Regions from separate parts of the Mus musculus genome. Here region 2 is linked to region 1. A link is a loop called in an ENCODE intact Hi-C map of the cell type or tissue named here. Cell type or tissue: left cerebral cortex. All regions are shown on one strand. Each heading gives the region's core, and the rest is flanking DNA. Links, peaks and the distances in the headings are about the cores only. Region 1 holds the start of A830092H15Rik (a long non-coding RNA gene). Region 2 holds the start of Nlgn1 (neuroligin 1).

Region 1 (16,593 bases), core at 5,172-13,171:
AACGTGTAATTATCAGAATTGCGTTGTCATGTCTTAGAAATGAAGCTATATGAAGCAGTAAAGTTTCTCTTCTTCATTGGCTGCTAGTCTTTTTTATACCCTTCAGTGTGTTTGAAGCCAGGATGCACCATTTAGTTATTTATGTCCAGAGTAAGTTATGTAATAGCAGAGTGGTTCTAGCTGCCCTGAAGTATATATGTGAAAACTGTGGACAACCCTTCTCACATGGCCAGATCACCACCAATCCCAACATTTTAGGTCAATTCAGCCACGATATGAATCCTAGTTGCATTCTGAAAATCACCTACAATCCTACTTTAATAAGATCAACAAATCATCAGCTTCAGCTCTTTTAGAATGTATCGAGTGATCAGAATGAAATCCTGGGACAATCAGGTAGCCTTCTTTAAGAAATGGTAGATTGCAAACACAGACCCTATTGGATGGATAAATATATAAATGATGTCTAAGTCAAAATGACTTCAATGAGTGAGCTTCCAAATAGAATCAACCCTTCTGAATCCATAGTCTAATAGGTGTTTTAAATAGTAGTTTGCCTTTCACATATACAAGATTTATATACAAATATATTTAAATATATTTGTATATTTAAACTCATGTGTAGATAAGAGTTTAAATTTCTCTTTAGAGAAATGAAACTTTACAATTTTAGAGAAATACAATATTAAAATTTTAAGTGGGAGAAAAGCATTATAGAATTATTAAGTTAGGTAATTTCTCCTTTCTATGGTATTAAAAAAAAACATATCCTATAATGGACTCTTTAGTTTTAGTGAAATTTGCTCTATTAAATAGCATTAAATATTGTATGACCTAGGAGAAACTGCAGAAACTGGCCATACCTTAGGCTCATGCAATTAATCATAATTATCTTACCATGAGTTTGTTGGTCGGAGAGCAATTACACAGGTTGAGATGACAAAAGGCCAGGTAGATGCTTGGAAATCATACTCCAGTCCTCTGACATGCAGTATACAAGAGTGTCCACTAACATGTGGCTCTGTTTAAAACTCTATTTCACAATGCTGCTACTTTCAAACACACTTTCCATTAAAGCAAAGGGGGGAAGCATCTGTTCCCAATCCTAAACACAGATGGAGTGACTAATTATCATCTTACATTTGATTCATAACCAGTTCCCTTGGAGGCAGGGGGCTCAGTTCAGAGGTGACGGCTCTGGTGGAAACTGCTCTAGGCATGGAGCCCAGAAATAGAACATTTGCACCAGAGTTATGGCATGCTCTGAAAAATGTTGTAACACACTGAAGGTAAACTGAGGAGACAGCCAACATCCATAACAAAATCCACTTTAGAAGTGAGAGTAATACGAACTCCAACCTTCTCACCATTCATGGTTCTTGCACATTGTAGATTTGGTGAAAATTACTGGATAGCAATGAGGCTACTGATGTTCCCAATCTAGAAAACAAACTGTTAAAGTGTGTGTGTGTGTGTGTGTGTGTGTGTGTGTGTGTGTGTGTGTGTGATATAGAGCAAGGTATAAACTCAGTTTATTTGTACTTCCACGTATTCCATCTTAGTTTCCTATCTGTCTACAAATATAACATATATTCCTCTTAAAATAACTCAAATGCCATTGGAAACTCTCTCCTTCTCTTACCTCTCATATTCTAAACTTAGCAGCTATTGCACATAACTTTAAATAATTTCCAAACACATATACATCCAGGGGAAAAAATTAATGAGTGATACTTGGTAATACTCACATCTATATACGTATATTTACTACATTATTTCTCCTTTCCCTAAACAATTGAAAACAGACTACAAAAATTTCTCCAAACATTAAAGTCTTGACGCTAAGTTAAAGCTCAAAATTTTAGTTTTAATAATAAAACAGAGTGAAGTGGGTTGACTGGGAACACCGATTCCAGTGAAGCACAGACTTTCTCTGAGTTTTCTTGAAATGAGGTTAGAAGGAAAGAACAACATTTTTTTCATGTTTTTAAAGGGAAAGATGATGTTTGAGAGAAGCCCATGGGTATATGGTCTAAAAGTAGATCTTCCCATTTCATAGTTATGGAATATGAAATATTGGAATATGTGGAAGTACAAATAAATAAACTGAGTTTATACCTTGCTCTATATCACACACACACACACACACACATGCACACACACTTTAACAGTTTTTTTTCTAGATTGGGAACATCAGTATGAAGAGTGCAAGGCATTTCCTTTAAAGGTAAAACCTCTGTAACTCACCCTTGCTCCAGCAAACAATGCACTCATGCTTGTATATAAGACCGTAGTAGAACTCACTCACACGGTATAAAAAAAGGCATGAAAATGAGAGGCTAATGAGTGTGGGAAAGAGACACAAGAGGATAACAGAGTGTGTATGAGCACAATACATTGTAATCTCCATGAAATTATCTAGACATCATGTGCACAATCTCCATGAAATTATCCAGACATTCTGTGCTTTGGGAAAATTATTTCCTAAATTTTTCAAAAGTCTGTGGATATATAAAAATTTCCCTAAACTAGTTTTGAATATGTGTAAGTTTGAAATGATTAAGCCCAAAGATGTTCTACATAAACTTAAAAAAAAAACCCTAGATTTTTCATTTGGAGAGAACCGAAATAAATCCCATTCTTTAAAAGAGCAACTGGCCAAAGAATCAGTCATTTCTCAAACTATTTCTAAATCGGGTTGGTAAGGAACACAGGTGAGGGCATGTGACCTATTTGGCAAGGAAGACATGCTTTGATTTAATGACCTGATGTAGCTATCCCAGAGAAGTAAAATGTCCAGTTTACATGTGCAATGTACTGTAACTGAGTGTTCACCATTCTCCCATCCAAAACACATTTTTCAATTTTCCAAGATGTATTTAAAAACAAACAAACATGAAAACCTGTGCGACATCACAAGAAAATGGCATGCACTCTATTTCAGGAGCTTGAACTCTGACATGAACTTACCATAGTGCAATAGATCCAAAGATGGTTGGATTACATTTTGTGTATGTGCTGTTAATGTAAGCATTTGGATTCATGAGCGCCTAGAGAAGGTGATCAAGAGAGCTGCAGGAAGCCCTCCTTGCTAGCCTGTTTGCCAGCTCCTAGCCTCTCCTCTCAGTTAACATTGCTCTGATTTAAAGGTGATTACCTCACTGCTGCAGAAAAAGCCAACCCTCCTGTAACCCCAAGTGGGCATGACTGAGTCTTTATGAGAATGCAAAGTCCTACCTTGCATAAATTATAAGGTAGGAGTGGGGGCTTCTTTAGTTTTTCTGCATTGGCTGTAAGGGAACTTTTCTTCCTAGCATTAGGAAGCTTCACAAGAGAATGCCTGTTCCCTCCTGTTGATGTGTGGTTGTGTCAAGAGGGTTGACTGCTTCTGCAATAGCTACACTGGTCCCAGGATATGCAGTCAACTGACATGATTAAACTCCTATCATTAAATTGCTAAGTCAGCCAACCCTCACTCAGCTCACCTCCAGAATCATCGACTGACCCAGTGACAGTCTTATTTGTAAAGGCATTCACTGGGCCCTTCCTGCGATTTTATTTCTTTGTTTTCTTGAGCACTTGTAGCTGAACTTAAAGACTCACCACGCTATGTGTACAAAGTGCTCTACCATTGAACTACATCCCTAGTTCTTCACTTGGTTACTTTGGAACTCACAACTTCAGGCTACCTAAGAATCACCATACTTTACATCTCTACATTGAACAAAGCTTAACACAAATTAGCTTCTAATAAACTTATAGAGAAAAATTTAAATGAATAGAGAAAATATTGGACAAGTGGTTTGGCCATCCATAGCAATCCTGATATGTCTTTGTGCAGCAGGTTTATTACTTCTAAGTTAGCCTTTATTGCCATAATTAGATAAACAATTAAGAAGCATAGCTGTTACGTTTCGTTTCTGTTCATGCTAACATGTCTGTCCAGAGATCTATTAATTTTCTCAGTATCATCACCAACATGTGATAATTTGTAAAATGTAAGCACTGGAAAGCAATACTAAACCCAAGATGTACATTTTTATTTCCTTTATCCTTCTTAACATAATTGACCACATCCTCATTTGTAAATGCAATGTCTGAGGAGGAAAGGTAAGAAAATAAAGCTGCTCTGTCCTGTCCCCTTATTGCCTAACAATTGTCATGGTTAATTCATCAACATTTATCACGTGAAAACCATATGCCCTTGACTTTTCCACCTGTCTGAACTATTTAGATGACTTATATGTATTTATTTATTCTATAATTGCAGCAAGCATTACTAGGTTTCAATCTCATGTCCATTCCCCCCTCAAAGATTCTAATATTGTTCAGGATATCAAAAGTAACCAAACTATTTTTATACCAACATCAGATATCAAGGAGTTGCCACCAGACAAGAGTCTGATGTATATGAAAATGCAAGTTCATGGGGAAAAAAAATCACATTGCACATACGGCCCAAAAAGCAGGTGTGTGTGGTCCCATCCATCTCCGTGCTTCTCCTCCCCATCTTCCTTCTTTATTCCAGGCTCATAAAGGCTCATTTGTTACTTCAGAACAGGCCCTCACTAGCACCGACACACAAAGTGAAAGAGCGAGGAGGAAACAGATTCTCCCTTCCCACTCCAGAGCAATACTCCCAACTATGGTCACTTTTTTCACACAGGGATTCTTGGCAATGTCTGGAGGTACTTCTTGGGTACAGGACAGGTGCGTAGAGTAAAGGTCATGCATACTGCTAAACATTCACAATGTACAGAATCTTTCCCACAGAAAAGAAAAATAATTAACCAGCCCCAAATAACGGACAGCAATGTCAAGTTGGGGAGTTCTGATTTAAAGCGCTCCCTTTTCTTTGCCACCCTCACATTTTGGTGGACCAGAGATCATAAGCGAGATGGTAGGCCTGGAGTCAATCTTCTGATCATGACAACAAAGTACAAAGGTGATAGGAGAATCTTGTTTGCTTCAATGTTTTGTCAGTTGTCTGTCTTCTTGTTATATGACATTAAATAAACCTTACTTTCCTAATCCACTGCTAGACTAGTAATTACTTCATGGTGAAATCTAGTTATGAAGAATATGTGTTATCCATGTGTGGTCTACTTCATGTTCTGACATGGAGATAAGAATTCTAAATGCAATGATAAATCAGGTATGGATTCTGATCTGACCACCAGCAATTCACCATCCAATAAAAACACCAAATAATGGAATGTGAAAATAAGTGCTTGTGGAATCAGCAGCCTATCAGAGGGGGTAAAGGAAGAAAAAGGGTGAAAAGAAAGACAGCCATAGGAAGCTAAAATTCTGGGCAGTGGGTGTGAAGGGAGTTGGATCTACTAAGATATGTTAACACAAGCACATAATAAGAGTCATGGAACAGGACCAAAAGGTAAATTTTGGAGTAGCAGCAGACAAAGGAAGTTTCTATGGAAAGTTTGTGAAGTGTTGATTCTCATAAAATTTGGATGTTGGCAGGTAGGGCTACCCCAACCATTGGGCAATGTTGATATCCTCAAGACTGGTCTTAAGTCTTAGAAAGTGCAAGTCTTGTGACTCTCCTTATAAGTGATTGAAACATAACTAAGAGATTATAATTTAATAGACTGAAAATGGTCATCAAATGTCACATAAGGAAGACAGACCATGGCAAAATACATTAGATTCTATTGTCAATCTGCTGAAATTTCTGGTCTTACTGTTAATTCCAGCTGTGCTTTGCTTTATAAAAACTACCTTCACATAGGTAATTTATGAAGTAACTCTTCAGTAGGGGCAGGATCTTCTAGAGACATCCATGACTAAGCTTTTCTAAAAATGTTAAAAATTGATTTAACACTTGGAAACTCAGAGAAAGGTATACCAATTACATGAGATAGATAGATAGATAGATAGATAGATAGATAGATAGATTAAAAACCATCGACCCATAAAATGTCAATAACATCAAAGATAAAAATTTAAATAGCAAATCTTAAAATTTGTACCTGTGTTCTATAGTTTTAGCTACTTAATAATCCTAAGGTTTAATTTTATTTTTGAAAAGCTAAAGTAATAAGTTAAGGCAAGTTGACATAAGAGCAGGACTTATCCCAGAATAACTGCTTGAAAATGCTAAATGTGAAGTCAAATCTGAGAAACTAGGGTTGGAAGAGATGGCACTGTGTCTTTCAGGGGAGTCATCTGACTGACCCTGCCCAGAGTCAACTAGACTTCTAGGCAACCCTTCCCCCACCAGAAACAAGCAGAGAAGATCCTGGGCCTACCTTCCTGTGTAGCCCTGTTCCAATTGCAAACAATCCAAGCATTTTTATATGGCAATATGTTATCACTAAATAAAAATGGAAATTTTCACAAAATAAAACCACAGGAAAAAAAATTAAATTTGACAGACAGCAATTCTGAGGGTGGAGGTGAGGGGGAAGTCCCCAAAGAGGCTCTTCTTACTTCAAACCCTAGGATCTCTAGTGTTACTTCCTTCTGAAATATCCCCGTTCCTCCTTTAGCTAGAAGGATTGTAAAGACTACATGTAGAAGAGCAGGCTTACAGAAAACAGTTACTCCTTTTAATCACTCCGTGCCATCAGAAGGCCTGAGCAATGATTAACTTCCACATTCTCTGTGAATCACTCCATCACTAGGCAGTGCAAGGAGACTGAGATCCATTCTCTGCCAAGGGCACAGTAAACTTAATGGGGTTTTGCATTTTGCATTAGATATTCTAAATACACACATGGTCTTCGCTGCTCAACTCATTTCCAAAGAAAACTGGCACTCTCTTTAGGTTGTAATAGCTGACTACGCTCAGAAATTTTATAGATTTTGTACTCAAGCACACACACACACATACATACATACACACCTCCTCTAAATGCCATTTAAAAAATTATGATCATATTAATAGTCCAAGTATAATTAATTTTGAGAAATGTATCAAGACACTGTAATGTCAAATATAGCATGAAACTTCCAGTTACTTAAGCAAAATAGGCTACAGTAGTTTTAGTATAAAAAGAGGGAAATTGGGATGTCAACACTCTATTAAAACACACAGTGAAAGAGAGAGGGTTAACTATCTAAATTCACATTTCCCCAGCCCTATGTCTACCACTAAGGCCCTAGAAATGGAAGGAAAAAGAGAGAGAGAGAGAGAGAGAGAGAGAGAGAGAGAGAGAGAGAGAGAGAGAGAGAGAGAGAGAGAGAGAGAGAGAGAGAGAGAGAAAGAGAAAACAGTGGTACAGGCCAGAGCTCATTAGAATAATCACAAATGAATCAAATATGGGACATATTTCCCTCATTCCAATAACAGCCTAACTGCTTCCTCCGGAATAAATTATTCCTCGTTCAAAAACCTCATCCTAAATAATTTAAAATTTACTGCAGGTTGCTTTAATATTATGTCTACTCACAAGGCATTGTGCTGAGGCTGGCAGGAGTCAGTGGCGAACCGTTTAAACCTTGGGGTGGACTACCCTCTCTTCCCAGGAGAGTTTATTGCCCAACAATGCATAATCTATTAGTCGCTCCTCGCGGGGGATCCAGAAAGTGACATCTTGACTTGAACCAGCACGCAGATCGGAAAGCCACTTCAAAGGAAACCTTGTAGAGAAGAAGAGCAACTTTCTAATTCCTGTCAAACTAAGAGGCGGAACCAAGCCCAGAAGTAGCCTCAAGGCCTGGAGAGAGCAGAGCAGAGAGCCGACTCCACACTCCAGCCAAGGCTCAAGAAAGGCTTTGCTTCTGGAGGCGGCATTGTTCCTCCATCCGCTCAGCCTCCGCGTCTCCCCTCCGCGGACTCTCAGAATCACTGCCTTTCTCGGGTACCTCTCCGCCGACCTCCGGGATCTGGGTGCCTGGGTCCCAAGGCGCACCCAAGCAGGCTCACTGCAGAGGCTGGGGCGCCGCTCGGAAGACTAGGAGCCTCCGCACGAGTCCGCCCCGACCAGGGCAGCGCGCAGCGCACACTCAGTGTCTCACTCCTCTCGGCTTCCCTGGCTCCCACGGACTCGGTTGGCCTCTCACCACCCACTCGGGTTCGCCTTTCCTGCCTTGGCTTCCCACACCAGCTCCGCACCGCCGCCACAGCCGCGTCCCGACGCTCCGAACCCTAGCAGGCCGGGATGAAGGGATGCCAGGGTCAGGGATGCACCCGAAGGAGAAGAGAGGCTAAGGCGAGCCGGGGCAGGTGGGGAGTCGCGGGCTGCGGGAGAGGGCGTGTGCGAGCGAGCCCCCCGAGAAAGATGCATGTACTCGGCCACCCCGCTGGAAGAAGGACCGAGGGGGCAGGATGCAACGTGGAGAACGCCCACCGCGAGGGTGCGCAAAACCGGCGATTTGCAAAGTGCCAGGGCCAGACAGGCAGAGGGGGAGGAAGGAGGCTGGCTGAAGACCAGGAACAGAGAGAAGAGCCCACTTCTCCATCAAAAGGTCTGTTCGGTTAACGCATCCCCAGAGCAGGAGTTAATCGAGGACTGGATGCAGTGTAAAAGGTGGGTTTTAAAAAACTCGCTGGCCGCGTAGGTCTTCTTATGCTAGACTTAGCTCCCTCTCTCTCAACTCTGGGGATTTGCCCTCCCTGTGACACAACTGGAATTTACAGGAGCTGAAGCCCACTGTCCTCCTTGCTGTTTATCTGCATTTTGGAGATTCTATGAAACCTAGTATTGAAGAAACCACCCAGCTCATTAAAGTTCATTAATTTTTATTGTTTTTATTTTCATCAGAAGATAGTAGTGGAGACTTAACACCAAGATGTGTTTAAAACATTGATCTGATCGACATAGCATTTTGTTGTAGTTGTTGTTGTTGTTGTTTTTGTTACTGTTGTTGTATAAAGGACAAAATGTATTTTAAACCGCTAAAAGACAGAGGCAGGTACTGGGAAACTCAATCAAGTGGGGGAATACAAGACACATTTAAACTGTAATGGACTATCACATCTTTAACACAGTCACCCTCCCCAGCACCCGATCCCTCCTCCTGGGCCCCGGGGATTTTGGAAAAGGGTGGAGCAAGGTAGAGAACAGGGATGGGGTAGGGTTGGTGGAAAAGGTGAGGGCAGGTAGAAGCCAGCAGGAAGTTATCAGCAGTCCCTAGGACTGAGGTAAATGCCATGCCTAGTAGACTCAAGAGGCCCCCTTACCTTCTCTCTAAGCCCCCGTTGTACCTGCTCTGCAACCAGAAATACTTCTTGGTGCCTAGCGTTCAGCCTAAGGATGGCAGAACGTTAAACAGTTCTTCACTCTCCCTCCCCTTGTTCCAAACCAGGATCAAAAGAATGTGAATAATGGTCTCTGTGCTCATCAGCTCTGGAACATTTCGCTGTGTTGAGGAGAAGAAGATGAAAACCAAGCTTTGAGACGCACGTAAATGTATCATAAGCTACCCGACCGATATATAAACATATATAGGTTCTTTGCATGTAAATCCAAAAGAAGAGCACCCCAGAAGCCTCTGGAGGAGGGAGGGGGCTGGAGCAGCAAAACTTGGCAGAGCAAATGTATCCAAGGATTTCGTGCCAGAATTCCTGAGAAGCTTTGGAGGAAGAGGAAGAAAAAGAAAAATATGAAATTATCCCTAAACACACACTTGAAACTGGAGACGCCTAAAGGAGAGTAGAAACGGAGAAGATGAGGTTTTTCTGGGAACCACGGATCCGTCAGCCAAATGAGCAATCGCCACAGAAAATCCTAGGCGGAGCGGTAGCTCCAGATGGGTCCCCTGCTCGCGTCCCCGCCGCTGCCGCTGCTACCTGTAGACAGGCACACACACACACACACACACGCACACTCACGCGCGCACACACACATCAGCCTCTGCTGCGCGCGCTCTCTCCCTCTCTTGGCCATACGCTGGGAGCTGGAGTCTCAACACAACTAGATCTACCCTCCTGCCGGGCGGTCCTGCTCACCAGCTCCGGCTCACTACTCCTGACAGCCTTGTAGCACAGCATCACTTCCCCCAGGTCGGGGGGGGGGGGGGGAGCCTCCACAGCAGCCGCCTAGGTGCTGGTGGCGGCCCCCTCCCTTTACTAAGTTCCGCCTTCTCTGGTCCCTCCAACCCGCGGTAGCCCGAACACCCCGCAGCGCCCACGGCGCCAGCAACGTCCGAGGTTGCAGGAAGGGTGAAGGGCCCTGGGCGTCACTCGTGACGTCTTCTAAGCCTCTTGGAGCGGCAACTAAATGCGGGTTGGCAAGGTGGAGGTGGCGGTGGCGGTGGCGGTGGCGGGCCACCTGCAAGAAGCCTCCTGCAAGCTGAGTTTCTTGGTCCTTGGTGCCTTGGTGCTGTGTTTCAGGGGCCTGGGATTGGTGAGAGGGGAGACTGGACCTGGGGGAAACAGCATACCACTGAGTATCGCAGGATCTCACCCAGACCAGCAAACTCCCCTCAAATTCCCTTTAAGTAGGAGCAGGCTGGTCCCTGAACTGGTAGGAGCATTATAAATGTCTAGTACTATTAGTCTCTCCTCTCCAGCTGTGCCCACATTCTTAACTGCTGGAGAGTCAACGTTTAAAAATCCACCACAGTAATCATTATTGGCTTTTGTGACTTGTGAAGGGTGTGATGCCTAGCAGTGCACTCTTGCACCCAGTCACAACCTACTAGCCTCTGTGATCTCTTTGAAAGAGAAGAGAGAAGCTGAGACCCACTGAAATAATTGATGACCACCTGTAACAATCTTAACCAAAAGGAGAATGAGGAGTTGCTCTGAGAAACCAGAGACACACAAGCTACAGCTCTCTTTTCTATCTTGGGGTTCGTCTCATTCGTCTTAGTCTAAGTCTCTAAAATTCAGAGGAATGGGTTACCCCAAATAGCAACCCAATGAAGGCGATTGTCCTAACAGATTTAAGGTAATTGTTGCTATTTGTTAATTAATACTAACCAATAGGAACTGTGAGATTCTGTCACAGTCATGCTGGTTTTCAGAACAACCTTGATCATGACATATTTTCCCCACTTGGAAGGATCCTGAAGGCACTTTTCCATAGTTTTGCGACTTAGTACATCTTTTTTGTTTATTTGGTTTTGTTTTGGTTTTGGTTGTTTTCCTTTCAAGGAAGTAACCTATAGGTATGCCTAGGACAATAAGGCTTCACTCTGAATCAAGCCTGGGACACTTGGCTACTGCTCTTCCTTCTCTAGTCTTGCTAATTCAACTTGAAACCTTCAAAATTTCTATGCAGCTTTCCAGAAAGTTGAAAACAAGTAAGTGTTCTCATATCAGCAACACTATTTCATCGAATCTTTAACTTCCAGGAGATAGCACACTTAAAATATTATAATATGTAGGGCATATGGTACATACCTTTAATTTAATTGAATCAGTTCAGTCCTAGCATTCAAGAGGCAGAGGCAAGAGGACCTCTGAGTTCAAGGCCAGCCTGGCTAAAACTAATGAGGAAGAAGCCATTTTAAAAGAAACAAACAAAGGTAGCATCATGAGAGAGGCTATCATAGTAATTACAACATTAAGCTTTTAAACAAGAAGCAAAGACAATTCAGTAAAGATGCCACTTGTAACTTCCATAAGCTTCTGTGTAATCTGCTGTCTCCTCATCCCGTGGCCACCCTTTGCAGCTGTCCTGCTAAGCTCTAAACGTAGTAATTGAACATTGCTTATTTCCAATATTCTATATCAATAAGATGACATTACTTTTAGATAAGTCCTATTGTAGCTTTACATTATTCTTTGTGAGAACGAAATCTATACACTGAACATTATAATCTCATTTTCATGAGTTACTTAAAAGAAAAGCTCAAGAAGGTTAACAAAACAGACGTGCCAGACAGGCAACATTTGTCACCGTCTGTGTGTGCCATGAACCTGTGATGGATAAGGCTGTCTAGTTGGAGCTATAATCATTTTAGAGACAGGCTTCTGGGCACCCTGGTCAAGGACTATACTTGTTAGTTTTTTTCTTTTATTTTTACTGTGACTTTATCTGTCTATCTCTCTCTCCCTCCTCCTCCTTCCCCTGTGTGTGTTGGAGGGGTGTGTGTGTGAAAGAATGGGGTGTGGGAGGGTCCCTGGGGACATCAGAAGAAAGCATTGGATATCCTGGAGCTGGAATTACAAGTAGTTGTGAACTTTCTAAACGGAGGTTCTCTGGATGAAAAGCTAGTGCTTGTCTGAGAACTTGTCTTGGCTAGGGGTGGTAGAAGTCACTACTCCCTAGCTGGGGATTCTGGAAATAACTAAGCAAGTTCTGCATGCCTTCCCCTCTTTGCTTCCTAACTGGAGATGCACTAGGCCTAGTTCCCCCAAACTGCTGCCTTTGTGACTTTCTACCTCTGTGGACTGTATTCAGGGACTGTAAGCAAAAGTAAACCTCTTCTCGCTTATGCTACTTCTGCGACAGTATTTTGTCACAGCAACAAGAAATTAAGACACATTCATAAGAGCCGAACTTCTATTGATCAGTTTTTTTCCACATCCCCCACTATAGCTCTCAAGGAAATAAGCCCACCCATGTCATTTGGTGCCGAAGCCACTAACCTCACATTCCACTTCTGCAAAACTGGAATACTACTAGCACCTGCCTGGTGGTATTGCTGTGTTTATCATAACAATGCACATAAACTTGGAACACTAAGGATATGTGTTTTCAGGGGTTCTAATTTAGCATCGTTATGATGTCTTTTCTCTTTTGACTAAAATACCAATACACAGAAGGGCATTTGTTTTTCGTGTTGAAAATCAGTCATACTACTTGAGTGCAGTATGACTTCATGGACAAGTCAATAGTGATTTGAGCATGATTTCCTAGGCTATGCCTTCCTTTATTCTCTTCTCCTTTTCTTTTCTTTTCTTTTCTTTTCTTTCCCTTTCTTTTCTTCTTTTCTTTTCTTTTCTTTTTTTTCCTTCCTTTCTTTCTTTTTTATTTTGTGATAAGGCATTAAGTATCACACACTGGCCACCAACTCACTATGTAACCAAGAATGGTCTGGAATTTCTCACCCTTTATTCTCTGACTCCCCAGACATTACAGGTATGTGTCACCACAGTCATTACTGTTCTTTTACCGCTTAAGTTTAGCACGGAGAGACATATTGGACACAATTATAATCTAGAAAGTACTGATCATTAAAGGTCATGTGGCCTTCTGGGTTGTGAAGTTAATGGTGCTCAAATACAAAGTCTGTCATTAAGTCAGAGGCTGTCTGCAAGTCTCAGTAAAGTAAAAACCACACAAATTCTCTGTAAAATTTGCACAAACACATCTGCTCACTTGCAGATTTGGGAGGAAGTCTTGGAATAAAATAAATAAAAACACTGGTATTTTTTTTTTAATCATTGGCTCCAAAAGGCCTAGGTTTGAAAACTATGTATTTATTTATTTATTTACTAACTTATTTATTTATTTATGATAGAGTGAAGGCAGATGTCTCTAAAGAAGTATACATTCATCTTTATAAGTGTGTTTATGTTCATGTGTGTGTGTGTTCATATTGTCAGATAGCTGTGATAATAACATCTTTCCCAGAAATGAATGGTTAAAATATGGGGAAAAGAAAGGCTTGAGTGTATATTTGAGACACCTCAATGTGCTAGTGTGTGTTCTAGGTGTGTTTTCAATCTAGAATGTCACTAAGTGGGAAGATTTCAACCCCTCCCCAGTAATTACATATACAAAGAAAATTAAATAACATGTTCTCCTCAAGTGAAGAAAAAGCAATGGGTATTACTCATTCTTTGGAAAAGTCTTGAAGACTCACAGCAGGAAATTAATATTTTTCCCCTTCCCAAAGAGCTTAAGAAGAAAGAGTGTTAATAAAGTGTTACCCTGAGATGAAATTTTATTGCAGTGTTCATCATAAATTACATGCATTTTACTTAAAATGGGTTAAATATAAATAATATGCCAAGAAGGAGCTTATAGGGCAATGACAGCTCATATTTCTACTTTGAAGAAGTAAAAGACAAAGGTGATTAATCTGTTAAATTGTGACATTATAAAGGGAACCACCTGACCAGCTTCCTGGCAGCATCCTGTTAGGTGGGCAAAGGGTATAGATATTAGAAATGCTAGTAAGTCAGAGGGAAACGTCTAGAATTACTAGCCCAGTAGTGTAGAGTATCCATTTGGCCACAGTCCAGGTGGTTGGCACACAAACATTATTCTTCTGCCCGTATCATCTCTATATACAGCATATCTAAATCCATCCACCCTGTATCTGGCCCTAACCAAGTCAAATCCTCCTACAACTTACATTTCCTGGGATCCAAAACCCAATGTGTTTTCAGCCCAGCACATCTTTATTTAGCTTTCTTTCCACTGTAGATCTCCCAGTTTCTACTATTGCTAAGTTCATCGGTCTCCTAGGAAAATCCTAATGATTTCTTGGATTATCCCAGCTACTCTGCTTACCTACCGGTGTTGCCTACGACAATACAACAGCAAACATATCCCTCAGGCACAGATGATTTGTGTTTTCTCTTCGTGGCATTAATCTGCATATCCTGTGATGTACTTCCAGTCAATCTTGTGCATGATCATTAAATCTGTGATGATTTTCTAGTGGTGTTGCTTTAACTGGGGTCTTATGCATACCAATTGAACATTCTGCCACTTGGCATGCCTCCAGCCCAACTTCTAAGGTCTCTGTTTATCTAAATTTATTTTTAATATACCAAATATTCTCTGGCCATACACTTTATACTTCCCAATCTACTTCTATGCAGGCCTGTATTCTCCTCATGACAGATATAAGACACCCCCCTCACTCCTGTGAGTCTCTTTTCAGTTATCACATTTAAAGCAAGACATTGTTGACTTCATTATCACAAATGGGCTCTTCTCATTTTGTCTCTGATACTTTGTGTTTTGACTTAGACATACTTACCACAACCTGATTTTGTTTGTCTCTTTCTGTCATCAGAAGTCAAATTCAGTTAAGTCATAAGATTACTCTTAGGCTGATATGTTAGCTTCTAGGTGCTAACAACTAGACTGCTTTACAGTGATGTTCTGTAAAATGTAATTGAGGGGAAAAGGGAGGGAGGGAGGGAAGGAGGGAGGGAAGAAGAGAGGGAGGGAGAGGAACACAAATAAATGAGATGAATATCAATTTTAGGGACATGGTATTACAGACTGTCTCTATCTTAGGTAACAGTAGAACATAAAAACATACAAATCTGTTCAGATATTCTTTAAGCATCTTTTCTTTAATGCATATCTCACTTTAAATGCATTAAAACTATAATTACAGGACGTGTGCCTCACTTTTCTGAGATAATGTTTAGAATGAGCATATATTAGCTCTAAATGTACTTAGAAAAAATGAGATGATATTCTCAAAGATACTTTGCCACTTAAAAAACCAATGATACTTTATTATACAAGACTTAAATTCCACATTTTCTTCCCATTTTTCAGAGTTTTGCTATTTTAAATCATGCACTTAAGTGATGTTCTTTTCGTTCCATTCTAAAATTCTCTCCTTGGTAATTATATAAAATGTGAGGCTTATGGAAGCATTTATCAAACCCAAAATTGTGTTTATAATTACATATGTATGTATGTATGTATATGTGTGTATACATATACATATAGAGAGAGAGGGGAGAGAGAAAGAATTGCTGTGTATGAATGTGTGTGGTGGGACACTGGTAAATAATTAGATCCTATTTGATCATGTCACTCACATCTAAGTCCTAGAAGCATTATATTCATTACACCATATCAGTTGCATCTAAATTCTACATACAGGATCCAGTAGGTTTCTGGTAATCTAGTTAAGTGAGTTCTTAATCACCAACCTTTTGAGTTCCTCTGTAGTTAGTATTGTACCTACTGTAATATTAAAAGACATGCCCACTCCCCACTTAAAGGCTGGCAGACTTTGAAGGAGGATCATATCTAGAGTACATGATGCACAGTGCAAATATGTTTCTTAGAACATTCTAAGGAAAAGAGTGAAACACATGAAGACATTGCCTCACCAAAGAGTCAGATGTATTCTTAGTGACGAGTAGTTTATCTGAATCATGAGGAGGTGTGGAAAGAAATGTCAAAAATAAACATGTATGTAAAAAGAAAAAGGTAATGAGGAGACTTGCCTATCAAACAATGACATTTGGACCTGATCCTTCAGAAACTCAAGTTGTATAGTCACAATTGTATAGTGAATGCTAGCAATAAGAGAGGAAAACATCAAATCAAGGAAGTTAAATATGAAGTTATTGCAAAAATAAACAAAAGAATTATGAAGAAGTGTGAATTCTGTAGTGATGATAGCCATAATATAAATTAATGCCTTTCTCAAAATGTCCAGTAAGTTTATTTCCCTTTCACAATAAAATGCAGACTGCTTGAACAGCACCCATCTCTCTCTAGTGTAACTGACAATCTCAAACCTCAACCACAGTGAAGTCAAGGAAGCACACCCAAAGGCAAGTCATCTTCTCAGGTGATTGACCTGGGAGGTTCAAGGTTCCTAGTGCTGCGACTGTATTCAGAGTAATAACTAAACTCATCTCTGTGTTCCTTAGCTTGCCTCACCTGGATTTCCTGAAAAGGTCCCGCCTATGTGGATTAAGGCAAACCCAGAGCACCCTTGAGCACATATTCCCAGAGAAGACCACCT
Region 2 (16,593 bases), core at 4,061-12,060, 180 kb before region 1:
CTTCTATTTTTCTTTCTCTCTTTTCTGGTGATAGGGGTGAGACAGGGAGAAGGGGATAAAGTTTAGGAAAACAAGAACCTACAAAGTACCAAAGACCAGCTACAGGAAAAGGTAAACCATGTGTGCATCTGTTACTCAGATTACTCTTTAGTCATCAGTGATCACTAGATATTTGAGAGTCTGGAGAGGGATGCAGGACGTGAACTTTGAAGGATGACTAGGAAGTGGCAGTTTAAGGTTAAGGGGTAGACTGTGTATGAGAGAAGCAACTGGACCTGCAAATGCCATGGAGACTGAGGCTTCCCAAAGCAACCAGCAGAATAATAAAATGTGTGTTTCAGGCTGCAAAAGAGAAGGGTTAAGAACTTAAGAATTTGTAGGCAACTATAGGTGTTAAAGTAATATATATATTATATATATAAAGAAACATAATTTAAAATAGGTCATGAATTTGAAAGACTAATTAGGGGTGTGTGGGAGGATATGGTGGGAGGAAAAGGAAGGGGTAAATAGTGTAATTATATAGTGATCTCAAAACAAACAATTAAAAAATTTTGTGTTGAGTAAAATAAAAATGGTCAAATCATTAAAAACAGCATGGTGATAAATCTAGCCTTAGTCGTTGAGAATAGAAGTTATGCCTTTTGCATTTTCAGATTTTAATAACCAGACATGATTGTATAGGACTTCACAAAGTCCCTCCTGAGTGAAGCACCCTGACTTCTATCATGTTCCATTCTCAAACACCATCCTTCTTTTTGTGTGTGGGTTTGGAATACCCCATTTTTCTAAAGTCTTTAGCTTATAGAGCTTCAAGCAAGAGGTGGTAAAATAGACAGAACTATGTTAAAGTTCAGTGAACGTGCCTTTTTATTCAACAGAGGTGCATATAGACTGCCATGGAAATGATGAGTTACTATTCAGTAAGATGAGGATTTGAGGAAGCCATGGAAGATTTTCTGACAACCGGAAGGGAAGGAGATAGAAGTAGCATCTTCTTATAGTTTTTTTTTTTCTTTATTATATAGCTGGACACTTCTAGGAAAAAAAAAATGCCTTTCACCTGTTTGCTGAAGTTGGAGTGCATCTTAGTCCTCCAGTCATGCTTTTCTATGGGGATGGAGAAAAGCACTTATCATTAAGTGTGCAAAGGGAAGTTTTCCTTTCTATTTATTTTGAGTGTACTATGATGTAGCATCTCAAAATATTCATTTTAAAATCTAGAATCTATTTAGGGATGCTGTCTTCAAAATGAACAGGAAGGTGAGTGAGGTGAAGGAGCAGGCAGAGATGAGACCGAGGGTTCTTAAAAAGTCAGGGGCAACAGATTTGATGCATATGTAAAATACTGCAGGACATGGTTTTCAAACCAATGGGTGACCCTGTGATCTCCCTGAAGAAAATGAATAACCACTCAGGAGCTCAGAGGAGACAGCCAGGTAGAGCTGATTGCTTCCCTTGATATTAAATTGATGCTCTTGTCTGAGCGGGCCAACCATAGGTCACAAGTCATAGCTTGTAGAAGCAACTTAATTATGCTTTCCAGTATCTTATAGAGAAACGGGCACAGCCAAAGTACTGTGGCATTTCCCATCCTCTATAGAAGCTTATTTTTGTTTCAAGTGAGTAGAGTGCCTGGGAAAAATGGGAAATCGCCCTTCCTGGTGCCTTGTTTAATTAACATTCCTTTAAAGAACCCCTCACTGCTAGAGAAGGACCACCACTTTGGCTGAGGAGATGTAAGGCTAAGTTGCTGGAGTGGCTCTGTGCCAGCGATGTCAATCTTGACCTCTCTGGAATGATTAGTACAGAGAATGTACTTAAGCATCTGTGCCCCTACCGGCCCCATCTTCTGCTGGAATTGGCAAACACTTAGTGACTATTGTTTACGGAGCAACCATCTGTGGAGTGCCAGTGAGACTCCTGACTACTTTTATACAAGGCACCAAACACCAACAATGGCTGCCTGTACCTCCCGACCTTATGCAGAATTTGAACTGTGACTCAGATGATAAAACTATTACATGAGCAATCTTCGTGTGCAGACATGTTTTCTTCTGTATTACAATGTCTTCTGATCATCTTACAAACACGAGATTTTAAAAAGCACTCTGTTCATGGACCATTTGTGTAGCACATTGAAAAAAATCAGATACCAGTAATAATTTAATATACACATTGACATAATGAATTATCATGTACTTTCAATAAATTATAAGAATGGAAATAATTCTATGGTTTTAGTAATTCTTAATTAATCCCTAAAAATAAACCAAACTTAATGTGAGTATCACTAAAACTTTTAGGATTTTCAAGTTATTATTTTGGAGGATATACTACATTACTTTAAAATTTCTGTAACATCAAATAACAACTGATTTCATGGTTTAAACAAAACAAAACAAAACAAAAACAAAGACAAAAGTAAAAAGACCGAGTATCAGCTAAGTAGGGCACACCCATCCATGCTGAAATATTGGCTATACTGATCAGTCCAAGCGGAGGAAAGCAATTGTCTCCAGTGCTGTGCCCACCAATGAACCCACCCAGCTCCAAGGGATGCTTCTAATCCAATGGTGAAACAGATGGCCCTGTTAAAACTAAATGGGTCATAAAACAAAAACAAAAGCCATGAGCCTGGGAAAGCAGTTGGTAAGCATGGGGCTTATTGATAGAGATGAAGAGGAGATGAGAAGGTGGGAGGGCAGAGAGGACTTCAAATACGTTATGATCATGTATGAAGTTGTCAAAACAGCAGAATTAGTGTGTTTTAAAGGACTCCCTTTTAATTACTCTTAATTAGAAATAGCTTACCACCAAAAGTATTAACTAAACCAATGTCATTGACAAACTCCCTGGCCTGTTCAAAAATGAAACTTAGGAAAAAAAATATGTTTTATAACCCACCAAAAAAACAACTCTAACATAGAATGGGACAGCTAGTGAGTGAAATGACTCATCAATGGAAATATAGTGAAGCTAGAATTATGTTAATTATCTATTGGACTATATCCAGTCCTTTTAGTAGGCCTGTCAAGGTGGTCTTCTTGGCCTCTAACAGAGGAAAGAGATGACAAACAGCTTATAAAATAAACTAGTAAATAAAATCACAATATGTCATATGTATATATGCATGAAATTATTTTAAACACTAAATATTTTATTTTATAAATAACCTATAGTTAGTTGACAGCTCTACGTGCTGGGGAAAAGCCCAAACCTTTGCCATTGTGAAGGTTGTGGACACTGATATTATGGGGTCACTTGAATATGTAAAGGGGTTTCATCCAGGGATGTTATTATTAAAGACTAGAGCTCTAAATTGTAGAGAGCTTTGGCATCCTCAGAACATATGCATTAGGACACTTGGCACAATTGAAGAAGTCAAGAAACTGGTGATGTTTTTACCCATAAGAAAAGGATAGATAACATTGTCACTTGTGTGTAAAGTTTTGGACAGCTACGTAATACAGATTTAAATCAAAAATGACAGATCCACTGACTCAAAACATAATTGCTGCTGAAGTGAACCTGTATGCCTTTCAGGTTAACTATTGAGTGGCTTAAGCATTGCTTTCAGGTGCAGAGAGCGTGACAAGCTGTTGGTCAATGTTATAAGCAGGAAGCAGTATTTATTGCTCAGGGTTCTCTGGGGATGATTTGTTTTCCAAAGGGGAATTTTTAGGCTACTGATGACTACAACTTGACTTGTATTAAGTAGATATTCCCTAAATGAATTGCAAGCATAGTGAATGTTCTATAAGTTAGAATAAAATAATTAACCATGATTTTGTCAAAGAAAATTTAATTTACCTTTAAGTTGTGAATGAACAGTGGAAAGAAAGGAAGAAAGAAAGAAAGGAAGGAAGGAAAGAAGGAAGGAAGGAAGGAAGGAAGGAAGGAGAAGAAAGGAGGGAGGGAGAAAGAAAGGAAGGAAGGAAGGAAGGAAGGAAGGAAGGAAGGAAGGAAGGGAGGGAGGGAGGGAGGGACGGAGGGAGGGAGGGAGGGAGGGAGGGAGGGAGGGAGGGAGGGAGGGAGAAAAGAAAGAGAAAGAAAGAAACAAAGAAACAAAGAAAGAGAGAAAGAGAGAAAGAAAGAGGAAAATAAAATATAACTGCTCCCAGGTATGGGGGAAGAGATTTATTCTACAATATGTAGGAGAACATAGAGGCAGGACCTCTAGGAGAGTCGAGAGTTGACAGGACCAGCTGGAGCTGGACTATGTCAGGAAAGGGAGAATGAGGGGTGAGGCAGTCAGGATGCCCAAAGATACAAAAAAGCAGGGGCACGCAAAATAGTTGAATTATATATTGGGAAGAACAGCCAGCCCATTTCCCTGGCCTGGGGAGTTCAGGGTAGGGGTAAGGCATACCAGCCAGGAGACCCCTGTACCAAGTAGGGATTGTAGGGAAAACCTGGTGGCCAGGTCCACTTTGATAGGTTAAACAGACACCTCAGCCATTTGTCCAAGGTTAGAACCTAACAATTTATATGCTGAATAGTTTTTCCTGAAAGTCTAAAAATACATTAAGTATATAAAAAAACAAAAATGTATTGTTAATGTTACATACAATTGATGATACACATTAATATGAAAGAGGAATCATTGTAGCATTAAAGTGTTTTCAAAAGTAGCTAATGAGAAACACTCATGTCTTTGCTTTTAGACTGTATATGTTCTTCAGCTAAGAGAAAATATAAGAAAACTACATTTAGAGACATACTTGATTAATATTCTATATATGCCACAACTTTTGGTTCCTGGCCGTACATCTACTATCACCACCAAATAAATATAGATAAATAAAAAAATAATATATAGGTATAGATAAAATATAAATAAACTAAAAATGATGAGCCTATTTGTTTTCTAAACCATGCGATAAATAAATGAATTATGTAAACAAATTGATAGATGTGCAGTTTGTTGTGCACACTACCCATAGCACCACCAAAAGGAAGGCAGGAATCTGAATCTAGTGGTTGTCATCTGCATCATTAGAGAAGTGTAGTCCAGATAAAAAAACAAGAACAGAAACAAAACAAACAGCATCCCATTGCCTTTCAGAAAGGAATTAGTAACAAAACAAAACAAACAAAGAATATAAAAGCACTAAGAAAAACACTGAGTCTATTTATGTGGGCCAACTCTTCAGCATGGGGCCTGCCCTGGGGTGTGCTTGATTTGGGAGGTGTATGGAAAGAGGATTAAGTATGGTCAAAATATATAATAGAAAAAATTAAAGCTCATAAACTTTTTAAAAGCCATATAGGAGGATGAGGAGGACGAGGAGGGGGAGGACAAGGAGGATGAAGAGGAGGAGAAGAGGGGGAGGGGGAGGAGGGGGAGGAGAGGGGAGGGGTAGGATGAGGGGGAGGAGAAGGAGGGGGAGGGGGAAGAGGAGGGGGAAGGGAGAAGGAGGATTAGTATTAATTACTAGCTAATGTTGCCATACAAACCAAGAAAAAGTAAAATCAATTTTTTAAAAAACAATATATATTTCACAAGTTGCATAAAAGCTTCAGAATTCCAAGCTAACTCCTACCATGACAACTGCATTTCGGTAGTCCAGTCTCAGCCTGAAACTTTATTTGCTGTGATGTATCACTGTGATTGTTTATTTTACATCTCTAACACTAACTTAACTTGTATTTGTTCCCAAATGAATTTCCTGCTTAACTTGTTTCTCATAATTAAACTTTCTTTATCAGGTCCTAGAATGTGTGTTATTAGAACTCATTGTACACATTCACACTTGACTGCCATGTTTGGCTGCACGTCCATACACTGAAGTGCTTCATGGCTATACATAGGGAGAAAATTAAATAATAAATACGGAGAGTTGAACGTTTTATGAGTGTCAGAATGAGAGAGTGCCTGCAAGGCCCGTAAGGTTTCACACAAAAGAGGCATTACAGCTGAATCTCACATGCTGACACATCCCTCAACTATAAACTCTGCAGTAATGGCAGCAGTAAAGTGTCCTTCCATTGAGTAGAATTTCTCTCTTACATGCAATGGGAATAGGCACAGAAGAGATTATATTGACTGCTATAAAAAGAATTCAAATAAAACTCCCCAAAGTTTAATGTCTAATAATTTCAAATGCCTGGAGTGATTTATTGGTTTCCTCTGACTTCAGTTAAGCTTACACTTGGCAGTTTTCACCCCAACAGATATGCTACCAAAAGGGAACATAAGTTTAGATTTTCTTTACCTTTCTTTCTTTTGCAACACACTTTCATCTCCGCTAGACTAAGTACACTTAAAACAATGTCATGCTATTCAAGAAACCTTCCTGGAAACAGCTGGGAATCTCTGGGCCGTAAGGACTGGCTACTTCCAAGATATTACAAGTTATCTTTTAATAACAATAAATAATAAAAAGAATGTTCTACCTTTGTTGAGGGTATTCATTAATTCCACCTTTATTTTTCTGGACCTTGCACATTTTGAAGATTAAACATTGAAACTTCAAATTCATGTAGCAGTAGGCTTTTTATTGCAGGTCCCAATACAGCAAAGGAGAGAGGTTTTGTACAACAGATAATGTATGTTGAATTTCAATCATGCAGAAAAGTAAACTCTCCCTTTTAGTGTACTTCCACTTAATGCAGGTCGAATTTCATCTTTTAAAAAAAATGGGGGTTCACACTGAATGTGGTTAATCATATCAAAACCATGAGAGCCACAGCCACTATATTAGTAATGTCTGGAATTTAGGCCAGTTAGACCATATAGAAGATAGCAATACCCAGGGGAATGCAGTATCAATATCGCACACCAGTAGCTTTGGGGAATCCAATACCTATGTCTTTCACTTACATTAAGAGTGGAACTTGCCATTTTTCACCTTAATTGTGAACTTTTAACCTCCTTTTCCAAATTACACATTTGTGAAACTCTAACATAAAATAAAAGAAGCCAATCGAGGACACCGTGTGCCTTTGAGAAATCATTACCATATGTGTGGTGGAGAAAATAGAACAAAATGTACTGAACTTATCAAGTGCACCCTGTAGTGACTTGCCAGACCTATAAGTGGTCCTCTGTTTGTCAACCTGTGCTGAGCTTGTATCCATTAGCTGGGTGTGACTATAAATTTGGAAGTGTTCTCTATGAGCTACGTCCTTTGCTATTGGCTGTCAGCATGGACTTACCTCACACAAGGCTTATCAGAACTTTGTGTAGAGATTTACTATAGACACGTCATCAGCCCTCCAAGTAGATTATACAAAGAGAAGGTCAAAGCTGCCCCTTTTCTTTTTCACCATCCAAAAAGAACATAATGAAGCCTTGGAAAATATCAGCTACTCTTGACAGAAAAGTATTTCCAAGCTACTGCAGAGGTATGTCAACTCACTCACCTTTGTCATCAGTCTGAGACTCTCAGTCACCACAAGCACCATTGCTTTAATGATTTTGGGATATGCAAGTTAATCTTTAAAAGGACCCCCATCTTATATTTTGGATTTCTAATCGCCTTTATGTCAATAATTGTATTCTCAATCGCCTAAAGAGAGAAATATAACCCACCTATCACTCGACATGCTTTATTGATTTTGTATTATCAGTAAATATTATTTGTATGATCATTTGGATGTTTGCTATTCCTAGACTCTGTGGCTAGGAGCAGTGGCTGGAATGTACCACACACAGAACGTCCATTCTTTGCCTTCCAAAGCACACAAACCACGTGACAGAGAAGCATGGAAAAGAGGCAGGGCCAGCTTCACAAATATCTGGGGGAAACGAATGAGCTTGTAGAAATTCTTCCTTGGAATCTATCACTCTACAAAGGGTTAACCCAAGCCCACAGAAACAAGAAGCAGACAAGTTCCCACTTTAAAAATTCCTGGGACACAAAAGTTTTCAACTTGGCAATTGCATCTTTAAAATACAAATTTCATATACTAGCTGCAGAATTCAGTTTTTAAAACACATGGGCAAATCCGGGGGGGGGGGGGGCGGAGTTTGGTAAGGTTCCTCTCATGATAGCCAGAGTGCTATCTGAAGTATTTGAAGTTTGTCCAAGAAAGGATGGGAGGGGAGGAGCTCAGAGGACATTGAAGAGTTGTCTCTGGTGAGTCCAGACTTGCAGGAGAGTCTTTAATGTTAAAAGTAAAGGTGTCTGCACACATTTCACAAGGTATCCACACAAATCCTGGGGAAATGTCTAATGCTTCCTTTAGGAGACTAAAATAATACCAGATGCCACATTTTACATCACGACAATTGCCTTTCTTCATTTTATTCCAGTGCATTTGAGCAGTTGCTATTTTATAAGCGAATGCTCAGCCTTAAACAGAAAGGGCCAACTTAAAGAGCCTGAAATGTCAAGGGATGTGAGGGAGCTTCCTGAATCTAAGCATCTATAGACACTTCCATACAATTCTTAAATACTTATATATTATTATGTAAATATAATTGTGCTGGAGCTATGTGGATTTCAAACTTCAATGAGAAGAATGTCCTTTTCAGATTCCAAAACAACTTTTACTTCCCTAAGTCAATTAATATTCACGCATTTGAAAGATTAATTTTAATTACCGCTGGTACAATCGATTTCCTTCTGTGAGCACAGAGGAGTTTTTTTGTTTTTTTTTTTTTCCTCAGAGCTACAAAATTTCTTTAACTGAAAGAAAAAAAAATATTTTAACCTAAATTCAGTTGCAAGAAAATCGCTAGAAACGCAAGCACTCACAGCTCCCTGGGAAAGAGAAACTAGGAGTCAGGAGCAGAGGGAAGCAAGCTAAAATCCTAAAGGTGGCTCGATGCCCGATGCCCGGTGCACTCAGCCTGGGCCCTGGGCGGAAATACTGCAAAGAAGCTCATCTAACTCAAGAAAGTTAAGACTGACTGTATTATGCAAAGTCCTAAAAGGCAGTCACAAGATAACCTGAGTGGCAGAATCCTACTTCTTTCTCCAGGACCAGATGCAGCGACTGTAACCCTTTAGTGCCCGACCGAAAGAAGGAGGTGGTGGGGAAAGGCAGAAAGAAACAGAGGGTGGGAACATCGGAGCTTATGAAAAAGGCCATCCTCTTGCTGACTGCATCCCCAGCATTCCCCCAAGAAGCTTAGACAGCCTGGGAAACTGGGCCGAGGCAGCATAATGAAGACCGGAGCTCTCCCCCAACCCCCCAAGCAGGATTTTCTAAAGCACTGGCTGCCTCCTCTCCTTAAAGTATCTCTAAGAGAAAAATCTCCTGGTCCAAGAGGGATCTCCTTACTGAGAGATTTTTTTTTCCCCCCAAGGCAAAGTTGAGAGGCAGAAGGCTGCTTGGCTTCCCCACTGACGCCACAAAACCCAGGTTTTGAAGCTCGGTGCGAGCGGAGAGGTCGCGATGCCTGGGAGATGCGCGAGGTGGGCTTCCAGCCTGCTCGCCCCATTTCTCCGGCGCCGCGTCTGCAACCCCTTCCGCACAGTGATACCCAAACCCGCAGCCCTCTCCCGAGGAAAGAGGCACAAACTTACCCTCAGGAAGACACGTCCACCGAGGGAGCCCCCTCATCTTCCCCCAGTCCTCTTTCCATTATTCAAGGAGACAGTTTTACCAACACTTCCCGTCAAATTCAAGCCGAAACGGTCAAAGTATTTACCAGTTTGCAGATGCTTTCTTTTCAACCTCTGGAACTGGGTAATTCTTGTTTCAGAATTCAAGATGCTTCCTTTATTTATTTATTTTTTTTTTCTTTAAGCAGCCGCAACCCCAGATCCACCTCCCCCTCCCTCGTTATTCACCCACGGACACTTCCTAAACGTGTGGATTGATGCTTTTTTTCTCTCCAGATGCTGCCAGGATCCAGAATCCTGGAGAACCAAAGCCGCATCCGTGTAATTCCTACCATCAGGCAAGAAATACAAACGATCAAACAACGTTACTTCTTTGAGCTGCGATCAGATAATCCTACTAATCCAATAGATTTATCTCGATTGGAAATTGACCTCAAAGATGAATCCCCAGTGCTCGCGTCCAGTAGAACGATTCCGTAGCCCTATCCGGGTTACCGAAGGGCTGTGGTTTCTTTCTTTCCTTTCCTTTTCTTCTTTCCTTCCTGCCTTTTTTAATTTTTTAAAAATCTTTTTGGATTCTGGGTGCACTGCTCGCAAAAGAAAAAAAAGAAAGAAAGAAAAGAAAAAAATGCCGAGGACCCTGGTTTTCCCCTAATACAGGTTTCTACTCCAAATCGGTGCAGAATGAAAAATGATACAAAGGTACCCCTAGTGGCTCGCGGCGATATTGCAGGGAATTCACTTTTTTCCTCCATCCCCTCTTCACCTTTTCCACCCCCTTCTTGGTCCCCTGGCATCTAGGAATAACTTGCTGTTATAGTAACCAGGGTGCTGAACTCCAATCACTACGAGTAAAATGAAGCTGTCTACTAAACAGGTAGGATGGGTTTTGCCTTTTACTGGAAAACTGAAGGTCTTTTCGACATTTAAAGTTTTTCCCCAATAACATTTAGTAGCTAATATGTCAACTTAGGGAAGCACTATGATTTCAAGGAAATATATTTGTTTCCTAAACACCCATAGTTAGCAGTTAGCATGCACATGCGCTCACACACACACACACACACACACACACACACACAATTCTGTTCTTTTGAAATGTATTGTTTCAGAAAACCATTTAACCTTTTGTTTCCTTTGAATAAATATAATAAAGGATTATCTAGATAATATTTTATCATTTGGAATTTTAAAATATCTTCAATTAAATCTACTTTTTATCTGTGTGTATATGCATGCAGAAAGTTGCATGTGCAAGCACATATGCCAGGACCTATGTATGGAAGTCAGAGTATAACTTTCAGGAGTCTCTTCAGCTCCCTCTATTTAATGGACCCTGGGGACCTAAATCACACCTTCAGTTTGATGTCAAGCATTTTTACCCACTGAGCTATCTTGCCAGCTCTCATTTTGGAATGAGATTTATTTGGAATATATGTGTATGTTTATCATTTTACTCATAGATGTTCATGCACCTATGCACATGCTCCCTGTGTGTGCAGATGCCTAAGGAGGGCAGAAGTCATGCCCTAGAGCAAGAGAGATAGGCCTTTGAAAGCCATCCAGCAAGCATACTAAAATTTGGGTTATCTATAAAAGCAGTAAGCACCCTCATTGTGAAGCCATTTCTCCAACCCATTATCTTGGATTTTTTTATGTCTGCTCAGAAAAGCAGGCACAACGTCTGAGTGCAGAGAAAGGGCAACACCTGACCATCATGACCCAGGTTTCCTGGATGCTTTCTTGAAACCTTTAGAGTTCAGCGGCCTCTGCATCAGCACCAGGAGTTCTGAGAGATTCCAAAGAAAGGAATCAATGCTGTGAATTTCAGGCCTCTTTGGCAAAGCAGTATTCCGCATAGTCTCACAAACAGTGTCTATCAATAAGCCAGCAATCTTTTTAAAATGAAGATTCTAGGTCTTTAGGACTGAGATTCTCCAATTTTAACAAGCCCTCTGAGAACACTTTGATTATCAAGGGCCTGGTAAAATACAGAAGTTGGATTCTCTTTCATGCTGATGGGTTCTGTAGCTGCAAAAACTAGAAAATTTTTCTTAACTGACTAAATAATTAAGCCTTTAAGTGTGTGAACTGTTAAAGAGTCAGGAGACATTTCTTCTACCACTAGTTTTGCTGTTAATTGGCTATGTGACTTTGAGCAGTAACTTTGCCTATGGTTAATTTATCTATTAAAATTCAAAATAAATCAACAAATGCATATGTTCCTAGATGGAAGATTCAATATCATAAATTAATCTATAATACAAATAAAATTATTATTAAATATCACTACACTTTATTCACAGAACTTGAAAAGTTGGGTCTGAAATATGTATGCAAAAGCAAATGATAAAAAAAAAACTGCTTAAAAGAGTAAAAATTAAAACCAGAGGAGCAAAATTCATGGAGTTCCTATTTGAACTATTAAGTAAGTTTTAATCCAGAATGGCTGCAGTTAAGGTTTAGTCATAGAAACTAGTTCAAAAGAATAGATAAGAAATCCCAGAAATCTTTGCATACATTTATGAAAACTGGATAAATACCAGGTGCTATTAGAAAATAATAAAAGCATATGAATTATTCAGACACAGCCTCATACATATGAAAAAAATAGATTTCTAACTTCTTATCTTACCTGAATTTCTATTTAAGATAGCATAAAGGACAAAAAAATGAACCAGAAGGTAGTTATATATTTCTCATCAGCGTATTTTAAACAATAAAGTAAAACATACCAGGTAGACAAAAATTCTCTTGACCAAGAAGTCACACGGGCCAATAAGCATTTGAGACCTCTGGCCTTCAGAGAAATTTACAGCATGATGCTAAGATCACACTTCATAGTCATGAAATTGACTAAAATCACAAATCTAGTGGTGCCTGCATGATGAAGATGTGAAGAAGCTGTGGGAAATAGAATGGGTGAAGGTTCAGAGGGTTTAGAATATACCTTAAAAATTCGCTGGATAAACTCACAGCCTACAAAATTATCTTCCCATTCTTAGACATAGTCATTGCAGGATGGCTTAAAAAAACCTAAAGTCTAACTACTTCTGAGTTGATAGAATATTAACATGCTATAATAGAAATATAACAGAGATAAATGAAAGTCTCTTAGGTACTTGCCATGGATAAATCTCAAAAATATTACATAGACAATAATATTGACTATTGCCTAAGATGTCTGATGGATAGTAATTACTAAATCTATATATTAAATATAATGATACTAGAGTGATGAGTTATTGGTTAGCATCATTTGCTGTTCCTTCAGTGAAATTGGGTTCAATTCTCAGAACTCACATGACAGCTCACACACATCAGTCATTTCAGAGATCTGGTGCCTTCTTTTTGGACTCCATTGGCAATAGTCACCCATATAGAGTACATACATACATGCAGATAAACACTCAAACTCATACACATAAGAAATAAATATAAGTGAATCTTGAAAGTATGTGAAAATGGTATGTCTACTAATTTGGGGAACAGAAGTATGTAGCCCCAGTTTATTACTTGAGTAATAGAATAAGCAAAATTCAGTGCCAAGATTTCCTCTGGGAAGGATTGAGTTAATGAATTTTCACCAGCATCCTGAATATCATCACCTGAATCCATAGTACTTTATTTCCCATGCTGTATCTTGAACTACTCTTTCATATAAACTAATTCTATACCTGAAATATTTCATTAATATAAAATACTTCGACTAGATGCTTTCTGTGAACCCTTATAGAATTATATATTTTTTAATTATAAGTTAAAGCTTTCAGAGGGAAATAGCTTAATGACTTTTGAGTTCAAGTTAAGAGAAACATTTTTATTTAGTGAAAAAAAATACGGGCATAAAACATAAGTCAATGCAGATATTTTAAACATGTAAAAACTCAGATTTTTTTTAATGAAAAATAAATTCTTTCATACAATTCTTCTAAATACATCCTAACCACATTTTCCCCTCCCTCCACTCCTCTGAGACATCCCCGACCTGTCCTCTACCCCAGGTCCACTCCCGCTACACTGCTTCCTCTTCAGAAAAGAGAAGAAACAACAAGCGTAGGATATAGAAAGACAAGATGAAAGTCCTTATATATCCAGGCTCCACAAGGCATCCAAATATGAGGCAAAAGAATCAGAGATACGCCCGCGCCCGTTGTTCAAACTCCCACAAAGCCACCATGCTAACAGCTTTAATACTTACAAATACCCAGCAGGTCCGTGCTTACTGCTTGAGTCTGTGAGCTCCTATGAGAACTGCTTAGCTGTTTCAGTGGGTCATGTTCTCCTTAGGTCTTCCATCCCTCTGATTCCTATAACCTCTCCTCTCCCACTTCCAGGGCTCCCTGATCTCCAAGGAGAGGGATATGATAGATACCTTCAATTTAGACCTACCTACCCCTTTCCCCCCACCCCCCGAAAATGTCTGGCTGTGGTTCTTTCTCCTCGGCTCTAATCTACTGACAGAGGAACCAGAGGAAGTCTATTTGATAATGACTAGACGAGATACTAATCTGTGAATGTAGAAAAGTATCATTAGGAATCATTTTATTTATTTATTTATTTTAATTAATTTATTTTATTTGGTCAGTTCTGTTTGGTTCTATCCTAGGTCTCTGGACTATCCAATCTCCAGTTTCTGACCATCCCCCAGGCAGAACTGAGCATGGATTCCTTCTGCTGGTGTGAGCCTCAAGTTAAAACATTGGTTGACTCCTCCCACAAGTTCTGTGCCACCATTGTCCCAGCACATCATGCAGGCAGGACAGATTGTAGGATGGTGGCTGGGTTGGTGTTCAGGTTTCTCTTTCTGTAGCTCGCAGAGTACCTTGTGCCAGAGATTAGAATGCATGAATAAAAGTCTGATGAAGGCACCAGCTCAATCTCTCTGTGCTCAATGAGCTGTATGGATGCTGTTATTGACAATGGGGCCCTGCCATCCGTTTTCAGAGAACGACCTTCTGTCCTAGCATCAGCCTGGGTTGTTTAGACGTCTCCATAGAACTTCCTCAAGGAACAACTCAACAGAATGTAACCCAGTCCCACCACTGGAAGCCTTGCTGGCTACAAAAATATGGCCAGTTAAGACTCCTTATCTTTTGTTACTAGGAGTACTGAAAAGAATCACTTTATAGATTTATAGATTCAAAAAAAAAATCCACTGCACTGTTTCCACATTGTGCCCCCACCACCCACCCAAATGGCCCTGTCTCTTCCTGGACTCTCTCTCCCCATCGTCTACACACTGATCCCTTCTGCTCCCACCCCTACCAACTCCTAGTCCACGTGACGAATCTATTCTATTTCCCCTTCCTAGGGAAATCCATACACCCTCTGAGCTCTCATTTTCTCCTAACCTCTCTGAGTCTATGGATTGTAGCTTGATTATCATTAACTTAACTTATTAAAATATCCACTTATAAAGGAATATACACCATATTTGTATTTCTGGGTCTGGGCTACCTCACTCCGGATGACTTTCTAGTTGTATGCATTTACCTGCAAACTTCATGATGTCATATTTTTTAAACAACAAAGTAATACTTCACTGTGAGAATGTGCTACATTTTCCGAATCCATTAATCAGGTGAGGGAAATCGTGTCTGGTATCAGTTTCTAGCTATTATGAGTAAAGCCATAATGAGCATTGTTGAGTAAATGTCCTTGCAGTAATTTGGAGCGTCCTATGGTTACATGCCCAAGAGTAGTAGTATAGCAGGGTCTTAACATAGACTGATTCCAAGTTTTCTGATGGACCCCAATATTGATTTTTATAGTGGATGTACAAGTTTGCACTCACACCAGCAATGAAGGATTTCCCTTGCTTCACTTCCTCACCAGCATGAGCTGTCATTTATATCATTGACCTTAGCCATTCTGACAGGTGTAAGATCAAATCTCAAAGTAGTTTTTATTTGCATTTTCCTCATAGCTAGGGATGTTGAACATTTCTTTAAGTGTTTTTGGCCATTTGCTATATCTCTGATGAGAATTTTGTGTTTAGATCTGTACCCAATTTTAAAATTTAGATTATTTCTTTTTATTATTATTGCATTTCTTGAGATATTTATGTTAGATGTCTATCAGATGTGGATTGATGAAAATCGTTTCCCATTCTGTAGGCTGCCTCTTTGTCCTATTGACAGTGTTCTTGCCTTACAGAAGATTTTCAGTTTCATGATGTCCCATTTATTAATCGTTGATCTTAGTGTCTGTATCATAGTTGCTCTGTTCAGAAACTTGTCTTTTGTGCCACTGTGTTCAAGGAAGTCCCTCACTTTCGCTTCTATCAGGTTCAGTGTATATAGTTTTATGTTCAGGTCTTTGCTCCAAAGTACTTGAGTGTTGTACAGGGTATAAATATGGATTTATTTTGTTCTTCTCTGAGGGATGCAGTTTGATGCACCGTTTGTTTAAAATGCTTTCTTTCTTCCAGTGCATATTTCTGCCTTTTTACATCAAAACTCAGGCATTCATAGGAGTGTGAATCTATGCCTGGGTCTCCAGGTCAACTCCACTGTCCAAGCTGTCTGTTTTTCTGCTACTACCATACAGTTTTTGTTACTGTGGCTCTAGAGTATAGCTGGAAATCAGGGATGATGATAATTCCAACAAAGAACTCAGAATTTTATAAATTCTCTCTATGGAGAAATTTTTCCAGTCACAGAGTTTTACATTTCTAGGAAGTAGAAATCGATTCCGAGTGATTTGTTTCTACAGTGAATAATAGAATTTTTAGATATCAAGCAAAATTCACCATCAAAATCAGGTAAAAACGTGGTTAAAATGGAGAAGCAGATTAACACATAATGAGAACATTCTATCATTTTTCTTTGATTGCATAAACACTATTAAGGCCTCTAGAATGGTGGGAGGGATGATCAATGAGTCATGCTGTGTCTCACCACTTAAGGAGAAACTACCAAAGCCAGAGAAGCCACAAGCAAAACTACAAAAGCCAGAGAAACCACAAGCAAAACTACAACACAAAATTTGCTACCAGAACATTTCAAATCTATATGTGAATTCAAACAGAATATTTCTCCATATGACAAAAAAGAAATGAAAATTTCATTTC

What was found. A loop is a pair of places that touch in the nucleus more often than their neighbours do. Peaks named below come from ENCODE experiments on the same cell type or tissue, not always from the same donor. Only the 100,000 strongest peaks of a DNase experiment are listed, where the experiment ranks them.
Region 2: it touches region 1 in a loop (17-fold over the local background); 3 of 42 quality-filtered maps call a loop at or near these places.

Annotation. Positions count from the first base shown.
Region 1 is chr3:26,323,592-26,340,184 of GRCm38, forward strand. It overlaps A830092H15Rik (a long non-coding RNA gene), which reads left to right and starts at 8,362. Exons shown (of 2, transcript XR_389623.4): 1 at 8,362-8,492; 2 at 9,271-13,279. It also overlaps a transcript of Nlgn1 not described here. In left cerebral cortex, for the core only: CTCF peaks have their summits at 8,296 and 9,192; DNase peaks (open chromatin) are centred at 6,217, 6,567, 7,872, 8,344 and 3 more places; H3K4me3 peaks cover 4,649 bases; H3K27ac peaks cover 3,216 bases.
Region 2 is chr3:26,143,786-26,160,378 of GRCm38, forward strand. Nlgn1 (neuroligin 1) reads right to left here and starts at 10,201. Exons shown (of 6, transcript NM_001357096.1): 1 at 9,480-10,201. In left cerebral cortex, for the core only: a CTCF peak has its summit at 10,231; DNase peaks (open chromatin) are centred at 7,738, 8,122, 9,036, 9,347 and 2 more places; H3K4me3 peaks cover 2,868 bases; H3K27ac peaks cover 2,503 bases.